2 separate regions of the Homo sapiens genome follow, and region 1 is linked to region 2. Evidence: read pairs that join two places in POLR2A ChIA-PET (ENCODE). Cell type or tissue: K562. All regions are shown on one strand. Links, peaks and the distances in the headings refer to the core of each region. The heading gives the core; the rest is flanking DNA. Region 1 overlaps SLC44A5 (solute carrier family 44 member 5). Region 2 overlaps SLC44A5 (solute carrier family 44 member 5).

Region 1 (2,816 bases), core at 28-2,527, 52 kb before region 2:
CTCTCGCCATATACAAAAACTAAATCAAAATGGATTGAAGGTGTAAATCTAAGACTTCAATCTATGAAATTACTAAAAGAAAACTTCAGGGAAACTCTCCAGGACATTGTTCTGGGCAAGAATTTCTTGAGTAATACCCCACAAGTGCAGGCAATCAAAGCAAAAATGGACAAATGAGATAACATTAAGTTAAAAAGTTCTGCACAACAAAGAAACAATCAACAAAGTGAAGAGACAACTCACAAAATGGGAGAAAATATTTGCAAACAACCATACGACAAGAGATTCATAACCAGAATACATAAGGAACTCAACTCTATAGGAAAAAAATCTAATAATCCAATCAAAAGATGAACAAAAGATTTGAATAGACATTTCTCAAAAAAAAGGCATACAAAAGGCATATAACAAGGTTTTCAACACCATTGATTATCAGAGGAATGCAAGTCAAACTACAATAAGATATCATCTCATCCCGGTTAAAATGGCTTATGTCCAAAAGACAGGCAAAAACAAATGCTGGAAAGGAGAGGAGAAAAGGGAACTTTCATACACTGTTGGTGGGAATGTAAATCAGTGCAACTACTATGGAGAACAGTTTTGAGATTCCTCAAAAAATTAAAACTAGAGATACTATATGATCCAGGAATCCTACTGCTGGGTATACACCCAAAAGAAAAAAGATCAGTGTATCAAAGAGATATCTGCATTCCCATGTTTGTTGTAGCGCTCTTCACGATAGCCAAAATTTGGAAGCAACCTAAGTGTTCATCAACAAATGAGTAAATAAAGAAAACATCATATTATACACCATGTAGTACTATTCAGCCATAGAAAAGAACTAGAGCCTGTCATATGCAACAACATGGATGAAATTGGAGGTCATTATGCTAAGTGAAATAAGCCAGGCACAGAAAGACAAACATTCCATGTTCTCACTTATTTGTGGAAACTAAAAATCAAAATAATTGAACTCATGTTGATAGAGAGGAGAAGGATGGTTACCACAGGCTGGGAAAGGCAGCAATGGGGTTTGGGGGATGTGGGGATGGTTAATGGGTACAAAAAAAATAGAAAGAATGAATTAGACTTAGTATTTGACAGCACAACAGGGTGACTATAGTCAATGATAATTTAATTGTACATGTAAAAATAACAAGAAGAGCATAATTTGATTATTAGTGACCCAAGAGATAAATGTTTGAGGGGATGGATACACCCATTTTACATGATGTGATTATTATACATTGCATACCTGCATCAAAATATCTCATGTACCTCATAAATATATACACCTGCTATGTACCCACAAAAATTAAAATGAAAAATTAAAAATGTATATATATTGCATGCCAGGTATGCAAGTTTTAATTTTTTAGTAGCTGCATTAAAAAGGTAAAAAGAAACAGATGAAATTAATTTTAATAATGCCTTTTACTCAACCCAATATATTCAGATTATCATTTCAACATGTAATCAATATAAATTCATTTATTTGAGATAAAAATGAGATATTTTGAATCCTTTTTGTTTTAACCAAGTCTTTGAAGGCTGGTCTGTATTTTACATTTACAGCTCATCTCAATTCAGACTAGCCACATTTCAGGTGCTCAATAGCTTCATGTGAAAAGAGGCTACCATCTTGGACAGCACAGTTGAAGACTAACTGATTGATAAAAGAATGTTGAAAATACTTATGAAAGGTAAATGATGACATAATAAGCGTGAGCTGTAACACCATGTGCCACTTAAGAAGACAATAATACCATTTATATAATTTAGATGCAGATTTTACTAGCATTCCCAGAAAAAAAAAAGTGTAGTGAATTTCTTCTTCTTTCCTTTTGGCAATATCATTCTGAAACCAGTGTGTGTAGAACTTAGGGGAAAAAATCACTAAAATGGTACGGCGTATAATGGAATAAAAATATTATGCCATTGGGATAAGGTGTCCTGGCTTTGAGACAAAAAGTAGAGTCAGACTGAGCACAGTGGCTTATGCCTGTAATTCCAGCCTTCTGGGAGGTGAGGCAGAAGGATTGCTTGAGACCAACGGGAGACATAGCAAGACGCTGTCTGAACGATAAGTAAATATTATCTGGGCATGGTGGTGTATGCCTGTAGTCCTAGCTACTCAGGAAGCTGAGGTGGGAGGATCATTTAAGCCCAGGAATTCGAGGTTACAGTGAGCTATAATCACACCACTGCACTCCAGCCTGGGCGACAGAGAGAGACCTTGTGAAGAAAAAAAAAAAAAAAAAAAAAAAAGTAGAGTCAACGTATCCTGACTCCCATAATAAAAAATTGCAGTTCAAAGGGAGGAGGGCTTCACGGATGACTTGCATATTTCCTAAGCTCCTAAAACATTCTTTAGAGGCAAGTATTTATCACCAACCTTTCTATTTGACAGCATATTAAAGATATTCCTACAGTTTTGGTGTTTCTGTAAGAGCAACTAAGGAATAACCCTGGAAAGATAAGAGCTTTTCATAACAACCAAGCTTTCAAACCAATCAATCCTCAAGACAATACTTTTTAAAAAAATTGAATGAAGTCTACACGTGAAGCTAAAAGCTTTGGTTTTCAAGAACCCTAGGGCTATACTTTAAAACAGCAGTAAAAAACATACTCAAAGATGGAAGAGAATGAGCACTCAAGAGAAACCAAGTGAATGTACAGTTGTGCCCTACCTTATAAATGTTCCTCACGTACTGCCACAGCTAAAATTAGGTCCCCACGTTTGAAATAATCCTTCCACAAAAGGTAGTTTATGTTGTATGAGCTCTTCTGTAACATAACGGTAGAATTTATAGTCT
Region 2 (2,816 bases), core at 118-2,617:
TATTCCACAAATAATAGCTCAGCAGACTAAAGCCATTACTACCTTTCTTCCTTTAGTGAACATCTCTATCATCTCCTAAAGAATATATCTTATCATTTAACAACAACTCTCTAACAACTTTGCTCTGAGTCAACTAAATTCCTCATAATGTCTTTCACAAGAGGGAGGTAGGGTTGTCTCTTAGAAAGTAAGACATCTCTTTGGATTGCTGAAAGCAAGCTCCTTGGCCAATGGCCATTTCCCTTTAGAGTTTACAGTGTGGAATAATCTTGAGACAGCTGATGTAGGACCAGCTCAATCATGGAGAAAAGTGGTCGGGACTGAAATGGCATAGTCACTGAAATCATAAAGGTCATTTTTTAAAAACATACCATGATGGAGACAGAAACCCATTTTTATCACACTCTGAACTGACTTTAAGTTTCAATCTCTTAAGCAAAGGCTGTCTTTGTTTTTGTCATCACACAATGTCCTATAAATTGTGAGCACTAGGTTAAATGATTATATTTTAAGGGATAATAATATAATATTGTTATGATGAAACACTCTTGAAATTGGAGTGGCATGCCCAGAGTGATGTTGCAATCCAGCTACCTGAGAGACAGAGGTGGGAGGATTGCTTGAGCCCAGGAGTTCAAGACCAGCCTGGGCAACATAGTTAAACCATGTCTCTAAAAATTGTTTTTAAATTGGGATGGGCAGGCCAATCCCAAACTCACTTAAACATACCCAATTTAAGAAGACTTTTAAACTTCAAATTTTGAAATTGTTCTTTGACAATTATGCATGCTAATAATGGGCTTCCCTATTACCTAAAGCCAAATAAATGGATGAATGGGGGCATGAACAGAAGGATGGACAGACAGTAGATATAGATGAAAGAATAGACAGGGATAATTGAAAGAAAGAATGAGAAAGAGGAGGGGAAAGGTGGGTAAGAAGGGAGGAAAGGAGGGAGACAATGAGAATTTCAACTGGGAATGATAAACTATAAGAAGTCAGTTTAGAAGAAATAATAATTTTGGTCTGAAAGACTCGCAAAATGAAGTAGAATTAAGAGGCATAAGTTAAAATAGCATCATGATAGCTAAAGAAAATCATTTCCACCACTTTAGAGTATGCTTGTAAGAAAATAGAGTACAGTGGGGCAGTGGGCAGGGGGAGATTGTACTGTTTTTAACAATACACTATTTTTCAATTATCCATAATTTACTGAAAAATAAATTCCAACTCTGTCCTATTTTAGACAACACTGTCATATGTTCAAGTTTGCTTTGACAGGGAGAAAGGTCAAGGGTTTTTTTTAAATATGACTCAGCAATATATTCCTGAGGTCAGTTGTCCTGACACAGGGTAGCAGGGGTTGAAACACAGTAACACTTAACTCGTTAACAGAAAAGCTCTCATAAGCTCAAAATGGGATGTACATACAGCAATAAACTCTGTTCAACCTTACACAAGGACACAAAAGTGAAAAACAAAAACAGGGGTAGCATTCAAATTTCAAACAGCATAGTGGGCCCACTGAAATATCACATTGAAGTTGAGGGAAGTCAACCACATGATCATACTTTTAAATACTATTCACAGATGGACTAGTTTAAAATGCAGTCAAAACAAGAAAAAGTCTAAAAGCAGGGAAATAGTGTAACGTCTGGGACGACATAAGCATTGGGATGAAGTGCAGACAGCACAGAGGTAGGCGTCAAGGATCTTCTGTCATTCTTAATTCTATAAAAAAAATCACAACTTCTTCAGGTTTCATTTTCTCTTCTGAAATGTGAATATCTGTCTGACTTGCCTCTTGAGATCATTTTATAGTGATTAAAGAGCTAATATTTGTGAAAACAGTTTAAAAACCATAGAGTACTACAAAACATAAAGGAGAATTTGAATTTAAAAACAGGTTAAGATAATGGAGGCTCCCAGTGTCATCTGGTCCCAGGCTGATGCTTGACAGGTAAAACTGGAATTTGCTGCCCCAAACTATAGTAATTCTCCGGAATTTTTTGCTTTGCTTGTGCAGAGAAAAGGAATACACCAAAAAGGTAGAAGCTCAAATATAGGAGGTGCTGCCGTACTGCTGTGGTCTGAGTGAATAGGTGCCCCTTTAAGTTACAAATGTCACTTGCCTACATCCTGGACTCCTCCACATTCTAATGAGAGTATTGGGACAGACATCACATGAGGCTTAATCTGGAAGAACTAGAAAAAAAACAATGCACGCAGTGTACAAGTCATCAGGGGCCCTCGTTTAGCCAGCAGCATCCTTTTCTGGTCTTTGGGTTTCACAAAATAATAGAGGAAAAAGACATACTCTGAAGAAATCCCAAAACAGGAAGAGAAGGAGCAGGAGGAGAGGAAGCACAACACTCACAGTGCCCAGGAAAGTGGTGATGGTGAAGAAGTTGTTTAAAAGAGCTCAGATATCTCCCCTGCAAAAGCAACTGCCTGAGGAGTCTACAGCAGGTGAATAGTTTTCAAGGTCTTTTAATTTGGATAAAATGACCAAAGAGGAGGAGGATGCTTGTGACTTTAGTACAAACGACATGTAACAGAACCTGGTTTCTTAATGTTTTGAGCAAACTGCTGGAGTGTTCTATGTGTATAATGCACCAGTGTGTTATGGCATGACGTAAACTGTATAAATTTTGTAAATATGTATCATAATATATTCATGAAAACAATCAGGACTTTTTTTTAAAAAAAAAAAAAGAATAAGTTAAGAATAATTGAGAAATCCCTGTATTTGGGATCCAGGTCACTTTTTTCTTTCCTGGTGTAATGTTTTCAAGGGGAAAAGTGATTCAGACATC

Evidence for each region. Peaks named below come from ENCODE experiments on the same cell type or tissue, not always from the same donor. Only the 100,000 strongest peaks of a DNase experiment are listed, where the experiment ranks them.
Region 1: POLR2A ChIA-PET joins it to region 2 with 8 read pairs; 2 of 35 experiments call an interaction of 5 or more read pairs at or near these places.

Annotation. Positions count from the first base shown.
Region 1 is chr1:75,467,657-75,470,472 of GRCh38, forward strand. The region is part of intron 2 of SLC44A5 (solute carrier family 44 member 5); the gene reads right to left. Among named protein-coding and RNA genes, the nearest start is that of SLC44A5, 140 kb to the right of the region's middle. In K562, for the core only: no CTCF peak of the experiment used is centred there; no DNase peak of the experiment used is centred there.
Region 2 is chr1:75,519,656-75,522,471 of GRCh38, forward strand. All of the region lies in intron 2 of SLC44A5 (solute carrier family 44 member 5), which reads right to left. It also overlaps the pseudogene LOC100422213. Among named protein-coding and RNA genes, the nearest start is that of SLC44A5, 90 kb to the right of the region's middle. In K562, for the core only: no CTCF peak of the experiment used is centred there; a DNase peak (open chromatin) is centred at 1,346.